2 separate regions of the Mus musculus genome follow, and region 2 is linked to region 1. The links are chromatin contacts, found by POLR2A ChIA-PET in ENCODE. All regions are on one chromosome and are shown on one strand. Each heading gives the region's core, a stretch centred on a gene start or an enhancer-like site at or near the end of the contact. The rest is flanking DNA. Distances are from core to core; before and after follow the strand shown.

The links. ChIA-PET counts read pairs that join two places held with the same protein, here RNA polymerase II (POLR2A).
Region 2: POLR2A ChIA-PET joins it to region 1 with 36 read pairs in Patski. The contact joins the promoter of Jag1 here to the enhancer-like site in region 1. POLR2A ChIA-PET finds 5 or more read pairs at or near these places in 3 of 5 experiments (Patski and embryonic stem cell).

What each region holds. Positions count from the first base shown.
Region 1 is chr2:137,076,545-137,083,023 of GRCm38, forward strand. It overlaps Jag1 (jagged 1), which reads right to left. Exons shown (of 26, transcript NM_013822.5): 26 at 4,907-6,479. It also overlaps a transcript of Slx4ip not described here. Among named protein-coding and RNA genes, the nearest start is that of Jag1, 37 kb to the right of the region's middle. Within about 2 kb of position 4,132, at least 1 of the 3 ENCODE cell types and tissues checked has a DNase peak (open chromatin) inside an H3K27ac peak, as active enhancers do.
Region 2 is chr2:137,114,192-137,120,670 of GRCm38, forward strand. Jag1 (jagged 1) reads right to left here and starts at 2,329. Exons shown (of 26, transcript NM_013822.5): 1 at 1,986-2,329; 2 at 1,213-1,518. The coding sequence starts at 2,066.

The DNA of each region.
Region 1 (6,479 bases), core at 2,882-5,381:
ACCTCCCTGGTAACTATACTACAGCCAACATTGTCCAAATTCGAACTCACAGTGAGCTAGAGATGGTCGGGTATGGATGGAGAAAGGAGACTATGATGAGACCTGACCCTTTTCCCATCTGTCCTTCCTGCTCCCTTTTCTTTACCCAGGGATACTGCCTCCATTTTAGTCAAACCTATAGACCATCCACATTTGCCTTCTGCTGCTACTTTGTGATTTGAATTTGCAAAACTCTATTTCCAGTGCTACAAAGCCACAGGGAACCCATTGGAGGTACTTGAGTGTTCCAATTTGAACTTGGGGGATGTTTCTCTCCACAGGATGGAGTTTATCCAAGTCATTCCTGCCTGGTACCTCGTACAGAGGAATGATTTGGCCCCCACTGACATGACCAACAGGGACAGACAGGTCAAAGACAACTGAACAAGTAACTCCTCAGCCTTGGTGAGAGAGGGCAGGAAGTGAGTAGCATTTCCGTGCGGAAGCAGAGCTGTGGGTATAGTTACGGAGACATGCCTATACCAGCCAGCAGAAGCCACCAGTGGCTCACTGGACATGGCTATGTTTGGTTCATTCCTGTGATCTGGATTTAGTAATTTTAAATGCTCAGTTGATTTTCTGCTATAATATAGAAGGCGCCTTCCCAATGAGGTAGGCATACGGGATGGGATTTAATTGTGTAACTGCGACTACCAGATGACATCCCATTGAGATTTGTGCAGCAGTAACTTAGTTTTGAAAATGCTCATGAAGTTTTGTGTATATTTGTTTGTGTGTGTGTGTGTGTGTGTGTGTGTGTGTTTGTACATGTGCACACCTGTGTGTACACACAAGCAAGGGAAGGGTGAAGCCTATGGAGACCCGTTTCCTCTCAGAACCCCCTTTCCTGCGATTCATTTTCTAATTCTATGAAGCAGAACATAGAAAGGAAGTCTGAAACTTCCCAGGAACAAAGGGAAAGCCCAAAGGGCTGGGACTTCACCTGTGATGCAGAAAACACCCATTGCTCCCCGATTTGGAGCTACTATAATCCATGCCAATTTACCTAAAGTATGTCACAGTAGCTTCTCCCTGTAGCACCCATGAGCCTTCGTGTTTATTTCCTGTTTAGCATTGATCACAGCACTTCATAGAGATATCACCCAGGGCTAGATCCTGACAGAAACCTAAGTTCCCAGATGAAGCCCTAAACCAAGCAGCCCAGGAAGGAGGAGCTCCAAGTTTGAGCCCAGGCTGTTGCTGTGTCTTGAGGCCTCAGTTTGCCCTTCTCGAATCCTCGGGGAAGATCAGTGCTTATCCTAGCCTTTGGCAAGTCTGTGATGAAGGCTTTTCAACTGCATACACATCTCTGTGAAGATGAAGTTAAAAAGTTTTTCATTCTCCCTTTGCAAATCCCAGAGGGACAGACAGTATGGCTGCCTACGTAGTCATCAGAAGGGCAGTGCAGAGCTGAGTCTCTGGACTCTCCAGGAGCTCCACACACCCTGCAGGACAACATGGCTTTAACACAAAGCTGTACCTTTCCTGTTGCTGGGATCTGGTTTTGCTCCATGGATAAATAATTCAACCCTTGGTCCCCTGGGTGTGGACATTTTCAGAGGAGTGGGTTGTTGAGGCTACAGGCAGACTTCCATCCAGGTTTCTTACTGGATTTAAGAGCCTTTCCCCTAAGATAATTTCCCTGACTTGCATATCACAGGTTAATACTGGACCCGTGCATAATGATACATAATTTGAGACTTGTAAAAGCCGCTTTGGACTTGAAAGGAACACACTCTCTGCCAGAGAGGTTGTGCCTGGCATGCAAGAGCAAGTAGTGCAGGTAGAACATAGGTCCAAGGGAAGGGAGCCACACCCTTTTGACATGGTCTCAGAGGATGCCATGCAGGTGTTAGGTCCCCTGCCTGCCAGGCAACCACACAGCCTCTACTCTACAAGCACCTGCCCACAACCTCACTTGCCATTCTCAGAACCCCCAGAAAGCAGTTGCTCACCAAGGAAAATTCATTCTTTTTTAGTACACCCAGAAACACTGCATGCAGTCCTGGTGATGCAACAGGATTGTCCTAATGACTTCTAAACTTTGTTTTTAAGGCTTCTGGGGCAAGAACCTCAAAAGGCCTGCCTCAGGGGCCACCTTCTACCTTAGGTAGCCGAGCTGTTTTTTGGCATTGTTAGAGGCTGACATAGTCTGAGCCAGGATGTTTAGCTGCTTGTGGGGTAGGAAAAAAAGGTTAAGAAAAATAATTGTTGTTTTTGCAAACTATCTATTTAAAAACTGAACCTCAGGAAGCAGATCTGTGTTCCAATGCTTGGATGAATCAGAGCTCACAAAGTATAAATACACATTAGCAGGAGAAGGCTTCCCATAACCCAAGTACTTATGTCTCCCAGCCGGGAACCTCTGAACTCCTGTTTCTCATTCCCAGGAGAGCCAAGAAAGCGGCCCACAGTCCAAACGGAAATGGTGGGGCTTCGTTCAGCCTAAGTTCAAACTCCTATGGGCATTCCAGGACAGTTTGTTTGTTTGTTTGTTTTTCTTTTTCTTTAAAAGCAGCTGGTGTTTAGCTGCTTACTTGTTCACTTGCAGACAAGCAGGCAGGAACTATTTAGGAAGGTGGGGACCCCCACCCTCTTCTTTCTTTGGCTCCTTTCTACCAAAGAAATGTTGCTAAATAAGTTAACTTTGACTCATTGACCCCTCAGATCAGCTAATAAAGATGAATCATACAGACCATGGCTTGCTTAAGGGGCAGTGTAATCATTTTACTTAAAAATGATGTCAGGTGGTAATTTAGCAACAAGCCCGCTTCCAGGCTATCTAATTCCATTTAACAAGGAGGAAAAACATTGTAATTAATGAAGAGCGTATACTTTTGTTCTCAAATTTTACTGTGTGTAAGCAAAGGGGGAAAGGAGCAGAGGAGAAAGCTTGTTGACAAATGTAGATTCTAAAGTCCAGTTTTGGTGAGTTCTGATCCTATGGGGTCTTGAGCTGGGCTTGGGGTTCTGCATTCAAAAGAGCAGGAGGCCTTTCTTATCATGACAATCCCACTTGCATTTAGTTAGGTTAAATATCCTACTGCCTCCTACCCCAACCCAGCCCCCAGTTGTCTAAAAACTTGGGACAATGAGAATAATCGCCACCACCTTCAGGGTAATGCTTTTCCAGAATTTCATGACATACCCTAACGTTAGGATTTTAGCTAGTGAGATTCGGGACTGGAACTTTTCTCTGCCAAAGCTTCTTTAAGAAGGGCTAGAACATCTCCCAGAGTCCTCTCTTCTACCCCCTGACCCCAGCATACCCGGGCTTCCTTCTTTCTCCACAATTAAGATCCTGGCTTTGAGCCGTGCCCACAGGAGTCTGACCTATGCCCTCCCAGGACTCCATGTCGGGGACCAAAGACTCGTCAAGACAACATCCGTGAATCTCAAGATCACTTCCCTCCTGGAATGAAGGCCTGCAGAAGCTCATTAACTCCCCTCCCCACCCCCCCCCCTTGGCACAAAACTACTTGGCAGCTACCCAAGGAATTCTAGCGTCCTGCAGAATCCAAGTTTACAAACCACCAGAACAAGGTATTACTTCAGAATGCTATTGGAATCTGGTGCTGTCTAACGAGAATGTCTCCTGGCTTATAGGGTCCCTGCTTCTCCCTCTTCAACCCCACCTTGCAGAAACCAGCTGTCTGCTGACAGAGATTAATGACAAGGTATTGCTACACCAAGGTAAGATGTCGTGGGAATCTAAACTCATCACTAGCTGCTTCCTTCTGAAGTACCTCGTGAGGCACCCAAACAAAGCACTGTTGGATATAGCTTAGGGATGTTAAGAGACATTGAATCCCTTGATAGTCTGTCTATGCAGAGATATTTGGGACATTTAAAACTCTTCATCCATCCTGAAATGAGCTACCTAACTGAGAATAACCCCTAGACTGTTAGAGAAAACTTCCCTGTGGGGGATGGGTACAGGAGGAGGGCATATCTCTTCACCTTTGAGTGACCAAGTTTGTTAGACCATTAAGTCCAGGGGCTAGTGGGCAGGCCTGGATGCTAGGTTGCTAAAGAGCATTCTGAGAAAGGTAACCTTTGACTTCCTAACCAGAAACAGGGAACTCCTGATGACTCTACACGGCTGCTGGAACGTGTCCACATGGCTTTCACCACAACTCATCCCTTGCCGAAGAGGAACCAGAGGCCAGCTTCCTGCACCTCCCAGTGTGGGAACGGGCAAGGCCCCTGGAGCCACAGGGAGCTATGGCTTTTGCTATTTACAGATATTGAAGGCAGTTTGATCTTGTAACACGCCCCGCCCCCCTTGGAAAGTCGGATACCCAGCTCCTAAGGTCTGCGTGGTAAGGCAGCCCAACACTCATTCCCTGGGCCAAGGTGGTGACTAGGTGGACCCTAACATCAGACTACCCACGTTGTGGCAAAGAGACCCTCTGGGGATAAGCGTACACATAAAGCCATAGGGTGTGGCGTATAATGACAGCAAGGAATCACTATTAATCCAATCCAAAAAGTGAGAAGGCGCCAAGTCTCACTCCTTCAGCTCAATGCCAAATCCAAGCTGTTTAAACCACTGTTTGTGCAATGGGCATTCCCTGTGAGTGCTCCGAAACCATTCATCTCCACACTGCAATCCAGTAGCACTATGTCAGCAGTATTCACACTTGTCAAATGACAAGAGAATCGGGGGCTCCCCCACCACAGCTCGCACCTACACAGCAGCCTCACGGGTTTTTTGAGAACTCAGAAATTTTGCTGTTTGCTTCAACCCCACCCCCACCCACACCCCCACCCCTTTCAGATGCTACATGGAGCAGAATGAGCAGTGCCAAACAACCACAGGATGGAAAAACCAGCAAGGATTCCATAAGCTCACAAGACTCCACACTGTTCCATGTTTTCATACAAAAAATTTAATAAATATTACTTTTCAAAATTTATTGCCAGGAACAACACATCAAAGATGTATTTTCTGTTCATATAACACTAATAGAACAAACACCAAGTATCTCCCCAGTCCCGGTGGTGAACCTGGATCACTCTGTTTTATAAGCCTTTTTTTTGATCTTGAGCTTGGTAATAGCACTTTGATTTCCTCACTTAAGGCAGGCAGTGTACTCTACGGCAAATCTAAACAGTGATCTAACTGGACATTTTACGGTTCAAGTATTCAACTAGCTTATGAGAATACTCCCTAAATGCAGTAGACAACAACAACGAAATCAAGTCTACAAGTGGTTCAGCATTACATAACGAATGGTGAAAATAAATCAGAATTTACAAAGTAAGATTGGGATGCTTCCAACTTCACACAATTAATTTGATATTTGTAATGAGATTCAACCAGTCACTTTCTGGCTACATAAGTCATATAGCTCAGTCTGTTCCCTTAAAACTGACTGCTCTGTAGCAGATCGCCTGCCTGTCTCTTTTCAAGTCTAAAGCAGGAAAGAAAGAGGAAAAAAAAAAAAAAAAGAAAGAAAGAAACCTGTTCTAGAGCAATTCTTAATCTGCCTCAGTCAGTCCTTAAAATGTGTCTTAAACTTAAAGTGATGCTATCAAGGAAGTGTTTCAACACCTGACGTCGTACAAAAAAAAAAAAAAAAAAAAAAATTCCATCAGTATTCCCAGGGGAAAAAGCCTATCCCATCCTTTCAAGAGAAACTATTTCCAAACACCTTAATTTTGGCTTACAGGCAACACGTTATGAGAAAAGTTCACAAAAAAAAGAGTCATATGCTTACAACACTATCAAAAACCTTCAATTCTAAACACATACATATAAATAAAAAGGAATGATGTTTTAAGGCTCTTGATTATTAAGTTAATAAATCAAATATACACAGTGATTAATAAAAAAAGAATTATTTACATAACTATACAAAAATTCTACTTTGACACATTTTTCCTCTTTAAATTCTTCATTTTACCAGCAACTGCTGACATCAAATCCCCCCTCCCCCAACAACAAAAATACAATAAAAAAAAATAAATAATAAAGTCATTTGTGATAGTTGCTGTGGTTCTGAGCTGCAAAGGCACTTTCAAATACAGAACTACTCGAACGTCATCATAAAACCAATATACAAAAACAACTCAAGAGTCAATAAATATAAATAAAACTATGATCCTAAGGCTGCCATCACCATTAGGACCGCTGGCAGATGTGGAAGCTCCAGGCCTAGGGCTGGGCAGCTCCTGGGAGCCCGATGTGTCTGCGGCAGGGGAATGGACACCAGGGCACATTCACTAGTTTTTGCATAGCTGTGAGAGCGCTGCACTCAATTTCCCAGCCAACCACAGAAACTACCAGTGCCAGTGGAAGCCAGCTTGTCGAAACTTAAATTAACACAGGATTCTAAGTCAACAACAGCCTCAGACTGGAATAGGACAACAGTTTAAAGAAACTACAAGCCCCGCGGTGCCCTCAAACTCTACCTATGGCGGCAGCCCACTGTCTG
Region 2 (6,479 bases), core at 1,079-3,578, 36 kb after region 1:
CTGTAAACGCAGACATTAAGAGCCAGCTCAGCTTCACACACAGACAGCCAGACAGGCTTCTCTCCCGCCCCTCTTCAGAGTTTCAAATCACAGCCCAAAGCCGCGGGTAGGAGGCAGCAGAGCGCACCCCATCCGAGCACGTGGCGGAAAGCAATCCTCTGGGGCACAGATCTCCCCCTCTTACCACCCACCCTCGGAGCTCAAGCTTGGCGGAGCACCAGTCCTGGCAGCGAGTCACGCCTCCTGGACAACGGGCACACCCCCCACCATTTCCCTTTCCTCCCCTTCTGCAATCGCACCCATCTTCCTTCCACCCATTTTGGGATGTTGCAAGGGTTCTGCCGCAGTCTGCCAGCGGTACGCCGGCCTCAAGCAGCTCCGAGGGAAAAGGGGGAGATGAGGGCGCACGCAGTTGCACCCGCAAACACGACTTATAGCGGGCTGCCTCTTCTAAGCCTTACTAGGGCGCGGGAAGGGCTTGCGGAGGCCGGGTGCCCTCCGGACGAGAGAGTGCGCCCGCCCTTCCCGGGGAAGTTTGCAAACACAGCTGTTCCAGAACTGGGGAACCGCTGGGAGTAAGGCAGCCTGGGCTGCACCGAGCGGGGGCGGGAGGAAGGGGCCGGCAGGGGGCGGAGGTTCCCAGACTAAAGCTTGGACGCCAGCCGGAGACAACCCCCCTCCTGCAGCCGCCACTTCAGGCTGGGAGAGCACCCCTCCAACACACTAAAATCTCCCCACTAGAGCCGCGGGAAGCCTGCTCCCCCACACCCTGCAGGAAGGACACACCCGCCCTCGGGGCGGCTCACGGGAAAGGGGAGGGTGCCAACTTGGACAGCGTATGCAGGGCAGACTATGCGCAGTCGCCTTCCAGGGCACTACGAGTTTTAATTAGTTAAGCAAAGAAATCATCTATAATGACCGCCTGGTCGAGGGTGGGAACTGGAAGTAGCAAGCATAAAATTAGCATCCTTGCGTACTTTCCCCCAGCAATGCTCTTCAGAGACCCCATTTCGCTGCGCTAAGCAGACACCACCCAGAATGGAAGACCCGCCCGTCTCATCTTGTCCAGGTCCAGCTGTAGTCTGGACTCTCAAACTTGCCACCCCCAAAGCCTCTCAACTTAGTGCCAAGTTTCAAGTGGCATTAAATCCTTCTCAAGGCAATATAGGGCTCGGCCCCGCGTTCGACTCTGTCGGTGTGTCGCTCACTCACCGGCCAGGCGAAACTGAAAGGCAGTACGATGCGATTACGGTCGTTGCCACGGCTGGCCTTGAGATTGAAGGTGTTACCCCCGATGACAGGCGTAGACCCTGAGCCGAAGCTGCAGGGTCCCCCGGCAGTGACGCGGGACTGATACTCCTTGAGGCACACTTTGAAGTACGTATCACACTCGTCGCGGGTGCACTTGCGGTCGCCAGGGTTCCGGACTCCACCACAACAGTTCCCATTCTGTAGCTCTCCATTCACGTTCTGCATGGACAGGATCTCCAGCTCAAACTGACCCGAGGCCCCGCACACCTGCCAGCGAGGAAGGAAGGTCAACGCATGAGAAAGTTTTCTCTGAAGGTGGAGGTGGAGACTCCTTGACACCCCCCACCCCCAATACACACACCCCAGGCTGCCAAAGATCCTCGGTGGCAAGTGAAAATAATTTTGCAAAAACTAGGTTTAGGGCTCAACCTGGTTTGGGGGCATAAAAAACACAAGTGCGGGAAAACTAAGACAAGTGCCCCGAAGGACCGTGAGAACGTAATGATCGCATTTTGCCCAGCCTGGAGGAGTTTATCTTTCGAGGCCAGGGGCTCCCCTCTGGGGAACCAGCGTTCCCTCACCGGGTGCTGCCTCTCGGGTGAAAAGTCAGGGTCAGGGAGCCTTGTACTCAAGGGCTCCGGAACTTGCACTGGGAGCCACAGCCGCTCCCGTCCAGAACGCCACGAGGGAAGGGAGAGGACCGCGGGGAGCAAGAGCGGGAGAGAGACTCCTACCTTGGCTCGCAGGGCACAGAGCAGGGCGAGCAGAAGACTCAGGGGGCGCCCGGGCCGGCCGCGCGTCCGTGGGGACCGCATCGCTGCGCCGCGCGCCACGGGCACTCCGGACGCCGCCGCCGCTGCTAGCGCTGGTGCTCCCGCCGAGGCTGCCGTCGTCGCTGCCCCCGCGGCCGCCGCGTCCCGGCTCTAATATACTCCGTGGATTGGAGCATGCACGACTGGAAAACAACACTACTTTTCAAAAGCCCTTTCAAGAGCCGCGCGTTCCAGAAGGCAAAGAGCCCGGCCTCCTTTTATTATTCTGATCGCTTCTTTGAGGCGCTCCCCCCTCTTCCACCTCTCGGCTTTCTTTCCTTCTCTCGCGCTCCCCTTCTTTTATTATTATGATTATGCGCAGCCTTTTATTCCCTTTCAGATCAGCTGCATGAAACGCGGGGAGGGAGGGGAGGAAAAAAAAAAAAAAAACCTGAGCCTAGCTCGCCGGCCGGCTGCAGGTAACACAATGACGCGTGCCCGCCTGGCTCTCGAAGGGACCCGGAGCGCCGGTCTGGGAGCCGGGACTCCGGCTGGCCACCTCTTCTCAACACGCGGAACAAGGCGCATGCGCGATTGTTAATATTCATAAGGGGCGTGCCATCTATTGGGCACGCCCCTTTCCTCCGGGTTGTTGGGGAGGGGAGAAATTGAGAAGGGGTTGGAAGTTGCGGGACGGACCGGGTGGCATGGCCGCCCGAGGGGCCCCCACACGCAGATCAGTGTCCCGGGGAGCCCGGGCCAGGAGAAAGGAACCTGGAAGGACCGTGGAGGAGCCCATGGCTCTGAGAAGCCCAGAGCGCCTCCGCTGGACCGCCCCCTCGGTGCACGGCCTGGGCTCCCTTGCAAGCCCCAGGTGTAGGCGCCGCGGTACGGCCGGAGCAGTTGGGGCGGGCGGCTTCCGCCTTCGGAGCCGCCTGCGTCAGCTGCGGCTTTTGCCCCGGGGAGGAGGGCCTGCCCGCCGGGAACCCGGGCCGCTCCCAGCAAGCGAGCCCAGAGCCCTGTGCTGGCGGCGGCGAGACTGGCGCGCTCGCCGCCGTCTCCTCGCCCCGCAGAGGCGACCTGGGCAGACTCTGCTGGGAACTTTGAAAAACTTTCCCGGAGTCAGACTTGCCGCAAACTCGAGGGAAAGCCTCGGCCGCGCGCCATCCCTTCCCAAATCCATGTCCGTGGAGCCTCGGAGGGGCTCCCAGCGTCCTTTCCAGACCGCGCCGGGGCAGAGGCGTGGGGGAAGCAGGGGGAGTGGCCGGCGGGCACCCGGGGGCTCAGCCCGGACTTCGGGAAGGGCTTTCTGAGACGCCGAGGGCTCCGCCAGCCTCCAGCCCGGGCGCAGTGGCGGGACTGCACCTGTAGGCGGCCTCCGCGCTGCTCTCTGGGTGGCGAGACGCGGCCTGAAAAGAACCTAACCGCTGTCGTGGTCCACAGAACTTGGCTTCTCCTGGGTGGTGGTGGAAACCGATGCCATTTTCCACCTTGAGGCAGGCCTCGCAATTAGCAGCGACACTCCTGGTCATAATCAAGGTCAAAGGGAACCCAAAGGCTGGCTGAAGTCTCTGCCAGCTCCACTCCAGGCGGGTTTAAACGGAGCTCTTTAGGAAAACAGATTTCCATTAAAGGACGAAAAGGGTTTCTTAACTTGCGTTGAGCCTGTCCTGAAGAAAAGCTCTGATTTTTCCGAGATTGCTTTAGCGCCTCAACCCTTCTAGACATCAGGGCATGATGGGTAAAGGGAAAAACAGTTTCCAACATGCTGAACACGACAACATAACAACACAGGTTATTTGTGGTTATCTACGTTTAAAGAGTGGCCCAGCATAGATAGTGCCCCATACCACTTGATGGGGTTGAGAAAGCTGAGTTCCAGGCTAACAAAGATGGTTCCGTAACTTGGGCATTTTAACCACCTGAGATAGGTGATTTCTTAATGGCAATGCATCTCATTCTAACCATTCCCGAGTAACTTAATCCATAATTGGGAAGGGCATATCCCAAATCAGAATGAGTTTGCAACTGGTCACAGAAGCACCTGGCCTACACAGCAGCCACCTGGGCATTTTCCAGTGTGCCCAGTCCTCCTCCACCCAATGATCACGAATGCAAAGCATCCCGTTTTCAACATTAATTCAACACAGGTTTTTGTTTTTGTTTTTGTTTTTTTCCCACTAAAGTTTCCAGAAATATAACAGTCCTCACTTCTGATTGGACTTCTTACCTGCATCTCTAGTCGCCAAGTTAGGGTGCTCAATAACGCTTTTATAGCAAAGGATTGGTGGTGTGGAAAAGCCACATAGCCCACAAAGACTGCAGTGGTCTTAGAGTCTATATTTCTTGAGGTCCCAAGGTCTAAAGCTGTTTTAAAATGTAAAGCTGTATCCAATGATGCATGCCCCATGTCCCACACTAACCCCTAGAAGGCGGCTATGGAGCCAGAGTTTTTAGTTCAGAAGGTTTGAGCCAGCCACCTGAGTTACATTGGAAGACTACCTGAGATTTATAGTTGCTCTGCTGCTAACAATCTGGGCTTCGTGAAAGCTGAGATCAGTACCTATCTAACAGTGAGTTTAGCTCACTTCACTAAAAGGAAAGTTTTGAGGAGTAAAAAGCACCTAATGGCATACTGGGAATGTCAAATCACTAAGAAACACCAAAGGCACAGCAAATAACACAGAGCCTCTAGTCTTTTCTGTGCCTGGGAACCCACATTTGAGGAAGGCAGTTGTGGGCTATAGGGGATTCTTTAAAAATGTTTTCATTTGGTGCTCTTCCAGTGAGCTGGGACTCCCCCAAGAAGCTTTTTTATACTGCAACAGGCACTGGGTGGAACTTCTGTCCTCAACTTCCTTGATCACCCCTGAAACCTGGAGAATGGGGAACTACTGCTCAAAGAATTCAAAAATGGACATTTCCCCTTGCCAAGCCATAGCCTCCCTTTGAGCTTTGCTTTCCAACTATAAGTGTATAGTTAAGGAAACATTCCCATGGAAAACAACACTTAGCCATCACCATTGCTTCCACCCCAGGTTGCTCCGAGCCAGATAGCAACCTGTTGCAGGTGTTTGGATATCTTCTCTGATTTTAAAAATATGATGCCTCAATTCCCTTTCTACAAAACATACCCAACCTTCATTCATTCATCAACAAACAGCCCTGACTTCCCATGGGACTTAATAAGAGGCATTTATGTTATAATTGTATTTTAAAGCTTCTAATCAACCAAAATTATTTATCAACACTGAGAAGAATCAGCTAATCAATATTTATTGAAAAGTACTGTTGTATGCCGTAGTGTGACTGATCTAAAGAACGCCACGTGAGGAAAATAAGTCGGGTACCAAGAGTTCAGCGCGTATGAGCTCCTTTAGAGCTCCTATATACAAAGGTGGATGAGGACAGGAAACGCCAGTCTTGCGTGCACGTATGGTTAGGGTGGTGTGTGCTTGGAGGTTTGATGTGCTTGGTCCTTTTCTGGGCATAAATCAGCTATCTGTGTCTTAATTGGGGGATGGATGACACAGGTGTGTGGATTATCAACTTTCAGTACCAAGCACATTTGAAACCAGTGCCATTCATTATGTTTTTTTTTTTTTTTTTTTTTTTGAAGGCACACAGTGGTTGCTTTTATCAGTAAAAAGAACACTTCGGGATGTTTGAAATGATATGGACCTACAATGAAACTTCAAATGCATAAAATGTGGAGAATGGCTGGATGGTTAGATAAACTGCCTAAAGAAAGTAGTAAGGTATTAAAGCCTAGCTAGCACTTGGGAGGCCGGAGGGTCACTCTAAGTTCAAAGCCAATGTGGTCTATAACAAACAGAGAGGAGATGGGAGAAGGAGATCCATGAATCCAAATAGACTTGTTCATTTAATATTCCTCTAAATTTCTGTGTTTGAAATATTAATCATAAGACAGTGGGAAAATGGTTATTGATATGCCTTATATTATCCAAAGTTCTAAGAACATGGCAGAAACTGGTAGTTGACTTCAGCAGAATAGAGCACAGTGTATGTGTTCAAGGATTGGAGGTGATGTAGATAGAGAGAGGAGGTGAAACACACAGACCTTTCCCCATCCCATGCCCTGATAATTCTTTTCTTCATTGCACCAGTCAAATCCAAGTTATAGACATATGTAATGCACCCTTTAAAATTTCCATTTATCTTGTTTTTTAGATTATGTTTTTGAATGGAAAAAAAAGGGGAAAAAGATATGACTGTTCCTAGGCATGCTGGAGGAGGAAGTTTATTATAGATAAAAGGGAGAGCATAGCCAGAGGCAGACACATCTGGAAGAGTGTCACGATCCTGAGCCATGTGAAGTGAGAGAAGAGGGGAAAGGAGAGTGGAGAGAGAGAGCAGAGCATGCTGCTGATAGGGCAAAGGTACAATAAGAATAGGTAAGCAAAATCGCTGGATTATGTAGGGAAGAGCCTCTGAGGCGATGGCAGCCCCGGCCCT